Linked DNA regions of Homo sapiens: region 1 is linked to region 2. A link is a loop called in an ENCODE intact Hi-C map of the cell type or tissue named here. Cell type or tissue: Calu3. All regions are shown on one strand. Links, peaks and the distances in the headings refer to the core of each region. The heading gives the core; the rest is flanking DNA.

Region 1 (2,500 bases), core at 1-2,500, 74 kb before region 2:
CTCCTGCCTCAGCCTCCCAAATAGCTGGGGTTACAGGTGTCCACCATGATGCCTGGCTAATTTTTGTGTTTTTAGTAGAGACAGGGTTTCACCATGTTGGTCAGGCTGGTCTCAATCTCCTGAGCTCAGGCGATCCACTTGTCTCAGCCTCCCAAAGTGCTGGGATTACAGGTGTGAGCCACCATGCCTGGCCTTAGATGTTGGCTGGGCGTGGTGGTGGGCGCCTGAAGTCCCAGCTACTTGGAAGGCTGAGGCAGGAGAATGGCATGAACCCGAGAGGCGGAGCTTGCAGTGAGCAGAGATCACTACAGCCAGGGTGACAGAGCGAGACTCCGTCTCAAAAAATAAATAAATAAATAAATAAATAAATAAATAAATGCACTTTAATAATTTTAACTTAATGTCAGGAATGAAATAGATATCACAATAAATTTAAATTTTTAACAATTTTAGCTATTAGACTTTTAATTTTAAAATTCATGTTTGCATGGTATATCTTTCTGTATCATTTTTTTTATGTATTTATTTTTTTGAGATGGAATCTCGCTCTGTTGCCCAGGCTGGAGTGCAGTGGCATGGTCTCAGCTCACTGCAACTTCCACCTCCGGGTTTGAAGTGATTCTTCTGCCTCAGCCAACCTGCCTAATGTCACTGAATTTTAAACAGCAGATAATTAGTTTTTTTTAATACATATTTGGTTAGTTTCTGTGTTGTAGGAAGTCAGGGACCCCGAATGGAGGGACCGGTTTACCAGGACCCATGTCTGCCAGTAACCATAAAGTTGACTGTTTGGTCTCTTTTGCAACCCAAGAAGCTCAGGAGTTCCATAATCTCACTCATGTCAATGCTGCTGGATTAAAAGATAAATTTGCTCTTACCTGGAAACAGGCTAAGTTTATTGTTCACAGCTGCCTTCAGTGTCAAGTCTTTGTACTTCTAAACCAGGAACCTGGCGTTAATCCCAGAGGCCTAATTCCTAATGCTTTATGGCAAATGGTTGTGACTCATGTGAGCTCCTTTGGCAGACTGTCATATGTGCATGTTTCTGTAGACACCTTCTCAGGTTTTAACTGGGCTACTTGCCAAACAGGGGAAGGCACGGCCCATGTTACAAAACATCTGTATTCTTGCTTTGCAGTTATGGGGCTTTCATATCAAATTAAGACAGACAACGCCCCTGGATGTGTTAGTAAGGCTTTTGATTTATTTATGCAACAGTGGGGAATTTCCCATATTACTGGAATCCCTTACAATCCTCAGGGACAGGCTGTGGTGGAACGGGCCAATCACACTTTAAAAGCCCAATTGTCCAAATAGTCTGACCAACAAAAACATAATTTAACTACCCCCCACTCCCAATTACATTTGGCATTGTTTACTTTAAATTTTTTAAATGTCCCTAAGAATAATAATCTAACTGCAGCCAAACGCCATTATACAGGCAAAAAATTCTCCCTAAACGAAGGCAAGCCAGTGTTATGGAAAAACTCCCAAAGTAATACTTGGGAACCTGGCACAATTATAACGTGGGGAAGAGGATATGCTTGTATTTCACCAGGAGATCATCAATCCCCTGTCTGGGTACCCACCAGGAGACTCAAGCTTCGGGTGAATACTGACAATGAAAACCACAGGGAAAAGACGTCTGTGTCAGAGACCGCCCTCAGACGTGGTGAGATCTGTGCCGACTCCTCAGAAGCAGGCACACCAAATCACAATGGGTCTGATTCAACCCTCCCTAATGGCAATGGAGACCCATCTAACTAATCCCACTTCTCCTGATTACCTTTCTTTTTCTCCTTACAAACCTAAAAATCTCACTATTTCTATTAGCCTGAAAATAACATCCCTCTGTTCTCTTCCTCCTTCAGCACTGAATCTCGCTTACAGTAGGTTTTATTTAATGATTCTCCTCCTTATACTTTCTGTCTCACCAGTTTCCTCTCACACTGATTTACCTGCTACACATAATTATTCTTATGTGCCTTTTCCTCCACTTATTCGACCTCTTACCTGGATAGATGCTCCTGCAGAAATCTACACTAATAATAGTGTGTGGATGCCTGGAGCTATAGATGACCATTGCCCTGCTCAACCAGGAGAAGAAGGCACTGCATTTAATGTTACCATGGGTTATAAATATCCTCCTCTGTGCCTCGGACATGCACCTGATTGTATCCATCTAGAAACTCAAATCTGGGCTGCTTATCTTCCAGAGAGATCAGCTACAGAGGAACCGGGACATTTGGTCTCTGGCCTCTCCCTTTCTCCTTTAAAACAAATGAAAGGGGGAGTAATTGGAGATACCCCATACTTTCAATATAAACCTGCAGGAAAACCATGCCCTAAAAATTTTGAGGGCCCATCTAAAAGTTTAATTTGGGAAGACTGTGTTATCTCACATGCAGTAATATTAAAAAATGACTCATATGGTTTAGTAATAGACTGGACACCAAAGGCCTATTTAAAAAACAATTGCTCCTCTGGTGGAAGGGAATGC
Region 2 (10,500 bases), core at 3,197-5,696:
ACTTTAACATAACTGTTCTGGCCGAAGAATTAATATTTCGATATTTGCCGGATGAATTGTCTGATAGGAAGAGAATTTATGATGAAGAAATGTCAGAACTGTCAAAGTAAGTGCTCATGTTGTGTGTCCTTGGTCTTAAGTTCAGATTGAACTTTGTCAACTTCAGCTTCACCTCAGATTTTCTTTTCATGGCAGAGAACTCTCTTGGTCTGTAAATGGAAAAGGATGTTAATTGCAAAATATTTTTGGAAACATAATTGCAAGCAGTTATAAGAATTTGTTTTCTTTTTTTATAAGATATTTTTAAAGTGTTTTAACAAAATTGTATAGTTGCTTTTTGTATGTAAATAAGTGATACTGAATTTTTCAGGATTTAAAAAGCAAAGAAGGCTAGGCACAGTGGCTCATGCCTGTAATCCTAGCATTTTGGGAGGCCAGTGCAGGAGGATTGCCTGAGCTTAGGAGTTCAAAACCAACCTGGCCAACATAGCAAGACCCCACCTCTATATTAAAAAATTATTATAAATAATTAAAAATAATTTATATATTAAAAATAAATAAAAGGCAAATAATATAAATGTATTTGTTACTGATGAACTGTACACTTAAGAATAGCAAATTGTATACGTATATTTTACCTCAAAAAATTTTTAATGTAATGTCTGCAAAGTGGAGTAAAGTGAAGCACAGTTTTAAAAAGTAGAGAGAATGAGAACTAATACCCAGGATTGCGAATCACAGCAGGCTTGACAGTTTTCATCTTTTAAAATGGTAAAAGTTTTGTATTTTAGTAGCGATCTTATCACTCTTCCACTCTTCTAAAACTCATTGCCTTTGACTACTATGTAGTTTTTGCTTTTATCAGAATTTTTTTAGAGTGCTTAAAAGGTATAACTTTTCCAAGCAAAGTAATATAATTCAGCATGTTCTCTTTCCTCAAGTTAAATAAGACAGATTTGTCAGGAAACCTGGGTGAGCAGAGAATTTTCACATGCTATGGTCCTTGGCTTTCTTGTCCCTCTTAGCCTGAGGGTTTTGTTTTGTAGAGGGGAGAACTGAGGTTGGCTGGCTTTTGCTGTTTTGGTGGCCAGTACCACCCTCTGATCTAACAGCTCATACATCTGAGATAACATGTCCCCTTGCTCTGCAGTCTGACCAGAGACGTCCCCATCTTTGTGTGTGCCATGGCCTTCCCCACGGTCCCATGTCCACTCCACGTTTTTGAGCCCCGCTATCGGCTTATGATAAGAAGATGCATGGAAACTGGCACCAAGCGGTTTGGCATGTGTTTATCTGCTGAGCACGCGGGGTAAGAACTGTTAGCATTTGGTTCAAAGGGTCCTAATGAAGGGCATCGTTTGTCATTTTTCTTGCAGAATGATTTAGGCTGATGCTTGAAAACCTCCAGTGGCTCCCGTTACGTAACAAAGTCCAAGTTCAAGGCTGCCCACAATGCAGTCCCATCCCTTCTTTCTAGCCTCACTGCCCACCTCTTCCTTTCAAGTATCACACCCACTAGTCCATTGCCATGCTACTTGCCCTTCTCTTGTGACAGCTCATGCTTCCACACCTCTGTGCTTCCCTCTGCCTGCAATTTTCTTTATCCCCATTTATATACAAACAAATCTAGTCCAACTTCTGAGGTCTAGGAAAATTGCGGCTGGGCTTGGTGGCTCACGCTTGTAATCCCAGCACTTTGGAAGGCTTAGGTGGGAGAATCGCTTGAGCCCAGGAGTTGGAGACCAACCTAGGCAGCATAGGGAGACCCCATCTCTACAAAAACATTTTAAAAAGAAAAATGTCTATATCCTGCGCAAAGCTTTTTCTCTGTCTCTACAGCCAAATCATTTTCAGTCTTACAAAAACACACTAAGCTTGGTTTTCACCTCCCCTCGTTTCACGTCTTTGTCCAGAGAGGGTGTTGCAAGCCAGCAGGTCATTCCCCTCTGTGGACTGATTTGGGGACTCAGGACCCTCCCATCCCTTAGGGCCTTGTCAGCCCTACATAGTCATGATGAGGTCACTGCATTCAAGTGCTAGCTATGGAGGAGGTGCACATGCTCTTAAAGGACTCTGGAGAAAGGGGGCTGCCTCCTGTTCACACCTGCTGCAAAGGAGCCTGGCAAATATAGTCCACCTACGTGCCCAGGAAGAAGAGGAGACTGCATTTTTAGGGCCACTCAGAATTTTCCACCATAAATATCTAGGGACAGATCTTTTTAAAATATGTGTAGGACCTTTATGGAGAAAATTCTGAAATTTTATTGAAAGATAAGAAGTTCTGAATCAAAGGAGAGAAATGCCATGTCCGTTGGTGCACAGACTCAATGCTGTAGAGATGCCATCTCTATCCAGTTCCACAAATCCAGAGTAATTCCTGTCAGCATCTCCAGGAAGCTTCTTCATGGACTTGCTCAAGCTGATTTTAGAATCCGTGTAGAAAAGCAAAAGACTAAGCCCAGATCTGGCTGAACAAACAGGAGAACATTCCTGTAATATCAAGTTTACAAGCCTTAGTAAGTAGACCAGTGACACAATAATGTAGAGATCCGAAACAGGTCCACTCATATGTGGACGCCAAATTTATAGACAATTGTATGAGAAAAGACAAACTACTCAGTAAAGGGTGCCCAGAAAATTAGTGGGTGGTCCAAATGAGAGGGGGGGAAAAAGCTTTACCTTATGCCATAAATAAAAAAATAACACATTTGCATTCCTAATGTGAAATGTGAAAAACAAAATATAAAAACATTTAAGAGGAAATATTGGGGACTGCCTTTATAATTAGGAGTGGGGAAAGATTTTTTATACAAGGTGCTGAGAATACATAACAGAGGGAGAGATTAGTAAATTAGAATATATGAAAATTTGATTAAAGTCAGCAAAGAGAAAAAATAAGCTATAAGAGTTCCACGTGCACTGAGAATATAGAACACTGAAAAGAATGTTATTCCCATCCAAACAACAAGAAAAACAAGAAAAAACAGATAAACCACAGAACATGTATTTCTTGAAGCCATCAGAGAGTGAAGGTTGCTCAGGGTAACCAAACAAGATCCCACAGGGAGAGAGTAGGCAGAGCCCAGGAAGAGACATAAAAGTGTGTAGGAAGAATTCAGCTATTTTTCTTTTTTTAAACAAATTGCTAATGACCTTGTGTGGGCTGGCATCAGAGTGCAGGTCTGGAGAGCTGCACTCACGAAGGGAGTTTGCATCACACACAGGCTCCTGTCCACAGATAAGAGGCTCCTTGATGAGTCATGCCCTGCAGCAAGGCAGGCTTGGAGGAGCTGACATTTGTCTGGAGGCCTCTGCTGGTTGCTGGGGCATTCAGTCCTCCCTTGAAGAGGAATCTTCAGGGCGCCTCCAGTTTCACCATGCTATGAATGAGATCATCCTGTTAGATACCAGGAAGAGAGAGTTTTATTAAGTATATAAGTAGAGGCATCCAGGTGGCAGTTTGAATCATCGCTGCTCTTTAGTTTGGGGGACGTGTAGTAAAGCTGCTCACCATGAGAACTTTAGAATCACACTGCCATGAGTTCTCATTTTGGCTCTAAATCTCCCTGTGGCCTTAGAGAAGTTAATTCCTCTGAGCCTCCGTGTTTTGTGGGCTTGAATTCGTATATATTATAAACTGCTGTGTGTGGTGCTTGGCACGTGGTAGCGTGAGAACATCACTAGGTTACGGGTGATAGTTACAGTCAGAGTGTGGGTAAGAGCTGGGGAGAGCTTTGGAATGAGAATAGACATAGCCTAGAATACCACCCTGGGCAGCATGGAGCAGGAGGGACATGCAGAGGTAGGGGCTGTGAAGGGCCGGGCTGGTTAGAGAGGGTTCAGGAGAGCAGAAGCATTAGCTCAGCAACAGTCTGCAGGGCCGTGCCTTAGGGAGGTCAGACAGGAGCCTGTCAAGTGATTTGAGCAATTCAGAGGGCATCTCTGACTTCTTTTGGAGTCATTTTAATGGAACGGTAGGATATGGAGGAGTGAGGGGGAGGCAAGGAGATGAAGGCAGTGGCCGGGGACTGCTTTCCACGGCACTTTGGTTGGGGAGGGCAGAGCTGGCAGAATTGGAATGAGGTGAAGACCTTGTGGGCGAAGGCAGGAGGGAGGAGGAGCGGAGTGCCTTTGAAGGTGGAGGACTTGCTGCCCCAGCAACCAGCACCAGCAGAGGCCTCCAGATAAACGTCAGCTCCTCCAAGCCTGCCTCACTGCAGGGCATGACTCATCAAGGAGGCTCTTATCTGTGGACAGGATCCTGTGTGTGATGCAAACTCCCTTTGTGAGTGCAGCTCTCCAGACCTGCACTCTGGTGCCAGCCCACACAAGGTCATTGGCAATTTGTTTAAAAAAAAAATAGCTGAATGCTTCCTACACACTTTTGTGTCTCTTCCTGGGTTCTGCCTACTCTCTCCCTGTGGGATCTTTGTTTGGTTACCCTGAGCAATCTCCACCCTCTGGTGGGTTCAAGAGACATATGTTTTGTGGTTTATCTGGTTTTCCTTGTCGTTTTTCACATTCTTTTTAGTGTTCTATATTCTCAGTGCACATGGAACTCATAGCTTGTTTTTTCACTTTGTTGACTTTTGATGAATCAAATTTTAAGTGTGGGCTTGAATTCATATGTATTATAAACTGCTCCGTGTGTTGCTTGGCACGTGGTAGCATGAGAATATCACTAGGATAAGGGTGATAGTTACAATCGGAGTGTGGGTAAGAGCTGGGGAGAGCTTTGGAAAGCCGAGTGTGTGCGTGGCACCAGCTGGGCAGTCCTGATGGTGCCCCGCCAAGGTGGCTGAGGAGCCACATTTGAGATTTCATCTCTTCCCATCTCTCGGGTCCTTCCCAAAACACTAGCCCGTTGGAACCGCTAAGGCACAAGTCCTGTCTCACCTGGAGCCCTTCCCCTGCAGCCACCATCACCACTATATTTAACATCTAACAGAAGCGACCATGTGCACGTGTCTCTTAGCGACAATAACCTTGCTGGTCTGATGTGGAGACACTGTTTTGTGTGGCTTTGTATTCCTTTTAAAAGTAAACTCTCATCCAGGGAAAAAGAAGGCCCCCTGCATTTTAAAAATCACAGTCATTTCTCCTAACTGTCTTTTCAGGCTTTCAGAGTATGGATGCATGCTGGAGATTAAGGACGTGAGAACGTTTCCTGATGGAAGTTCTGTTGTAGACGCGATTGGCATCAGTCGGTTCCGAGTGCTAAGCCACCGCCACAGAGATGGCTATAACACAGCGGACATTGAATATCTTGAAGATGAAAAGGTAAGGCTTATCATACTGGTGTATTTTATAGCAGTCGGTCCTCTCGCTTCCCTTTGCATTGTGGAAAAGCTTTGTCAAACTTGTACTGACAATATTACTTAAGTCCTTAATTCATCACTTAAGTTATTTATTTATCTATTTGTTTATTTTTGAGTCAAGGTCTTGTTCTGTCGTGCAGGCTAGAGTGCAGCAGCATGATCTTGGCCCACTGCAGCCTTGACCTCCCAGGCTCAAACGATCCTCCTGCTTTAGCCTCCCGAGTAGCTGGGACTGTAGGTGCACACCACCACACATGGCTAATTTAAATTTTGTTTGTCGTTGAAACAGAGTCTCCCTGTGTTTCCCAGGCTGGTCTCAAACTCCTGGGCTCAAGCAGTCCTCCCACCTCAACCAAAGTGTAGTAGCCCCAAAGTGCTGTGACTACAGGCATGAGCCCCTGCCTTCAGCAGTTATTTATTTTCTCAGTGGATTTTTACCTGAGTTGGGAGCTGGTACAGAAATCTCCTTTTAAAAAAATGATCTGGCCAGGCATGGTGGCTCACGCCTGTAATCCCAGCACTTTGGGAGGCCAAGGTGGGCAGGTCACGAGGTCAGGAGATTGAGACCATCCTGGCTAATACGGTGAAACCCTGGCTCTATTAAAAATATAAAAAAATTAACCATGTGTGGTGGCGGGCACCTGTAGTCCCAGCTACTTGGGAGGCTGAGGCAGGAGAATTGCTTGAACCTGGGAGCTGAAGGTTGCAGTGAGCTGAGATCGTGCCACTGCACTCCAGCCTGGGCGACAGAGCAAGACTCCATCTCAAAAAAAAAAAAAAAAAAAAAAAGACCTTATTGTACTTATGCAACATGTAAACCTGCGCATTGCAAAATAGGCTTTTGATTTGTATTTGATGCTGTAGCCCTGGAGCTGGCAAACTTTTTCTGTAAAGGGCCGGCTAATAAGTACTTTAGACTCCAGAGGCCATGTGGTCTCTGTCGAAGCTACCCAGTTCTGCCCTTGTAGTGCAAAAGCAGCCATAGACAATGTGTAAAGGCATGAGCATGACTGGTTTCCGTTAAATGTGACTTCCGGAAACATGGTGGTGAGCACGGTTTGACTCATGAACAGCAGTCTGTCAGTCCCTGTTCTCTAGGTTGGTATTAATTCAGAATGTGACAAAATCTACAACTTAAAAAATACCTCCCAAAGCTAAATATAAAAGACTTGAATTTATTAACCCTTAAGAATTTTTTCATGTGTCTAATAGAAATATCAGGACATATAATTTGACAAATTAGCAAAATGTTTTGAGAGATTCTCCAACAGACTTACACAAGGATGTCCATAACAGTCTTACTCCATTATAGCCCCAAACCAGGAACAGCCCAGGTGCTGATCACACTTGAGTCAGTAAACACATTGTGGTCCATTCATGCAATGGAATACTACCTGTCAATAAAAAGAAATGAACCACTCGTGCATGAAACAATATGGATGACTCTCACAGACATTATGCTAAGTGAGAGAAGCCAGACACAGGACGAACACATACCGCGTGGCTTCATCTGTATACTTCCAGGAACAGGCAAAACTAGAGTCTGGGGACAGAAGTCAGAAAAGGCTTGTGGGGTTGGCTTTGTAATTGACTGGAGGGAGTGGTGAAGAATCTTTCTAAGTAGTGGAAATGTCTATCTGGTTTTGGGTGATGGTCAGACTGGTGTATACAGTTGAGAAAACTCTTTGAGCTCAACAAGATCTATGCACTTTTTGGTCTGTAAATTATACTGCAGCAAGAAATTTTAAAATACTTAAAAGGAGGAAATCCTTGGAATTATTGTATCCCTCTTTTAAATTCTTTGGTTGACATTTGGAATTGTGGAAGTGAGGGTACGTAGCCACCCCACATCACACTGGAAGTCATTTTGGGGGCAGTGGTGTACACTTAGGATTTGTGAATGGAGTCACACCCAGGACACTGTCTCTGTGCCTCCTCCAGCTGCTGTTTCTGGTCATCCCAGTGCATGGGAGCAGAGCAGGGAGCCCAGCTCCCAGGCTGGACCAGAAAGCTGGGTTTCAAAGCTACAGCTGAAAGTGATAATTCTCAGGGTCTCTCTGTGGGATGGATAGACCTGACGGCAGGGTTTATTGACCGTTGTTGTAGATGACAGCTTTTAATAGTGTATGCGCTTATTTTAAATGGGGGCTTAAATAGCTACAACATGAAATAATTTTAGCTTATTTTTATAAGAAAATCCTCTATCACATATGAATATTTGATTTGTATAAATCAAATTGAGGGTGGTATATGCATTATATTATAATTTCTCAGCACACCGTAGTTTTTGTAGGTACTGGAATTTTGTAACAGGAAAGGACCTTCATGGTTTATTCCTATTATGCAGATGAGAAAACTCTGCCCTAACGAGGCTGTGAGACTGGCTAGATTCACACATGAGAGTTGGTGATGAAGCCAGACCAAACCCTGGCCCCGTGATTCCCAGTCCCATGCTCTTCCTCCTCTACCAGGTGTTCCTGAACAGGACTGAGGCGTAATTTAAATGACAGATGTGATAGTGACATAGGGACCAGAGGCCAAGCTTGGTCAGTCTAAGGTGCTGTGGCCGACCACAAGCTGGAGTCCATCAGCCCAGGCCAATGTAATGAGTGTAGTCTTGCCCTGTCGTGCCTTTAGGAATATAGTTTGGTGATATGGAATACAATTTTTAAAATGTCACCCTTTGACTTGGTAATTCTGTCAAGGTCTCTAGGAAACTACACTGAGGAAACCATACCTCCCTCCCTTGTCAAAAAAGCAAAACAAAACAAAACAACTTTTCCATAAATGTTTATATTATTGTGTTATTTTTAAAAATAAAAAAGCTAGAATATTCTAAATAACTTACGTGAATAGTTAAGTAAATTGGCATGTATCTCAAATATATAATTGCATGCAGCCATTGAACATTATTCAAAATTACAGGAAATGTGCTTATATTATGGTATTAAGAGAAAAATCAGGATACAATTGATAGATTTCAACTATGCAAAAAATGCAGATTTCTATATTGAGCATGTACCATTTTTGTGAAACTGATGAATTATTAAAATGCTAACTGCCACAAATCCACTTAGTGGAGGTGCAGAGGTCGCTGACTGTGTTACGTGCATTACTGTGAATGGTTCACACAGCTGTGCCTCTTTCCCTGATCAGGTGGAGGGTCCAGAGTATGAAGAACTTGCCGCTCTCCACGATTCTGTGCATCAACAGTCTGTTTCCTGGTTCGCGTCTCTCCAGGATCGCATGAAAGAACAAATTTTAAGTCATTTTGGGGTAATGCCAGACAGAGAACCTGAGCCTCAGGTATGCCCTCCCTTTTTCCTTTATAATTCTGTTACTTCCTGCTGTAGTGTGCTGAGCCATCATTCTGGTGGAGAGCTTGGCAGTATGATGCTGGTTACCCCAATGTGGTTGCTTATGAACCAGTTCATCTACTAACAGCCCAAAGGAGCACCTACTGTGGTAGCACATGACTTGTGAAGCAAAACAACAAAGGCTCTCTAACAGAACATAATTTCTTTTCTAACAACAATCAGTTTATTCTGCTTGGCTGTCAGCTTTTGTAGCCTTTTGCTTCTTTCACTCACATCTTAAAATTTAAGTAGTAACTTTATTGTATTGGCATGAACATTCCACGTTTGGCGCATAGCATTGCCTTGCACCTGGTATAGAGATGTTGAATAAGTGAAGAGAAAAATCCCATCATTCTTGTGACATTAGTAGCGTGACTTCCTTGTCCTCTAAGTACCCTGCTGCCCAGCTGTCATGGGCTTTCTCTGGTGCTCCCTACAAGTACTTTTGGTGAAGCTGGTTCTTTAAGCAATGAATGAGCTTAGGTTTGTGGAGCATTTCTAAGCTCAGGTGGGCCTCTCCTCTGCATTAGATGGGAGAGCCAGGCTGGGCTGGTTTAAGATTGTGCCTGAGAGTGTATACCTCCCACCTGTACATGGATGCTCAGCTGTCAAAGACAGTAGGGGAGGGGGATTGGCTCTCAGCTGGTTTAGGGTGATGTGAAAGGTCTTTTCCCATCCATTTTAACTTTTTTTTTCTGTCTCTTGGAGCTTCTATCTTTTACCCCCTGCCTGAATTCTTTTTTTTTCCAAACACAGAAAAATGCTTTAACTGCCAGAAATTGCCATTAAGTCCTTCCTGGCTTGCCCTTTTTGCATAAGCCTTTGTTCTGCAGTATCCTGGAACTCAGATTCAGAAAGCATGGTGGTTACACTGACTTGCATTAGGATATGAGTCATTCTTTTTCCTAGGAGTTGTTGTTTATTAACCAAATTAATCAATCTCTACTTGGCGGGTATATTAGCTTCCTACTACTGCTGTTAAGAAATTTCACGAACGTGGTGGCTTAAAACAACACATATGTATTATCTTTCACTCCTGGTTCTGCAGGCCAGACTATGATCAGGGTGATGGCAGCATGCGTTTCTCTTTGGAGGTTGTGGGGGAGAGTCTGTTTCCTTGTCTCTGCAGCTTGTAGAGGCTGGCGGCATTCCTCGGCTTCCTTCCTCCATCAGAGCCAGCAATGTTGCTTCTCTCCGACCGTTCTTCCAAAGCCACATGTCCCTCTGACCACAGCCCAGACAGGACCCTATATGAACACATTGGGCCCATCAGGATAATCCCCCCATCCCAAAGTCCTTAACTGAATCACATCCTCCAATTCCCTCTGCCATATAAGGTACCATATGGGGGACCATTTTTCTCATGACTACAGAGGGATTTTAGGTAATACATCAATTTTTATATGAGGTCCTTCCCATTAAGCGTGCTACTCAGTTTTTTTCTTTCTCTGTGAGATGAGGCAGGGAAAAGAGTGTGAATCTGTATAAAAGGTTGTTTTCTCCATCTGTGCCTTTCTACCTCTGAAGGGCAGGTTGATGTCTTCCTCACAGTGACTTGGGCTACCCCTGGTGAGCTTTGGCCACAGTGCTATTCCTAGTCCTCCAGCATAATCTACCTCACCCTAAACTAAGGTGACTCCAGAGTTCACCCTCCCAGCTCTTATCGGCATCCTGCACATTTTTGGAGAAGGAATAGAGTGAAGAATCCTAGACCCTGGAAACAAAAAGGCCTGGATATCTTGGTTCCAGTACTAAGAATATTGAGAACGAGTTTATGATCGGCTTTTGCCTAGCACTTAGTCTAGAAGTGCTTTGTTTGATTATGT

What was found. Peaks named below come from ENCODE experiments on the same cell type or tissue, not always from the same donor. Only the 100,000 strongest peaks of a DNase experiment are listed, where the experiment ranks them.
Region 1: it touches region 2 in a loop (2.7-fold over the local background); 4 of 110 quality-filtered maps call a loop at or near these places.

Annotation. Positions count from the first base shown.
Region 1 is chr2:100,364,180-100,366,679 of GRCh38, reverse strand. No RefSeq gene overlaps it. Among named protein-coding and RNA genes, the nearest start is that of LONRF2, 43 kb to the right of the region's middle. In Calu3, for the core only: no CTCF peak of the experiment used is centred there; a DNase peak (open chromatin) is centred at 1,029.
Region 2 is chr2:100,285,038-100,295,537 of GRCh38, reverse strand. LONRF2 (LON peptidase N-terminal domain and ring finger 2) reads left to right here. Exons shown (of 12, transcript NM_198461.4): 8 at 1-106; 9 at 1,151-1,309; 10 at 5,118-5,280; 11 at 8,475-8,624. Among named protein-coding and RNA genes, the nearest start is that of LONRF2, 32 kb to the left of the region's middle. RefSeq lists an enhancer at 3,967-4,607. In Calu3, for the core only: no CTCF peak of the experiment used is centred there; DNase peaks (open chromatin) are centred at 3,257 and 4,207.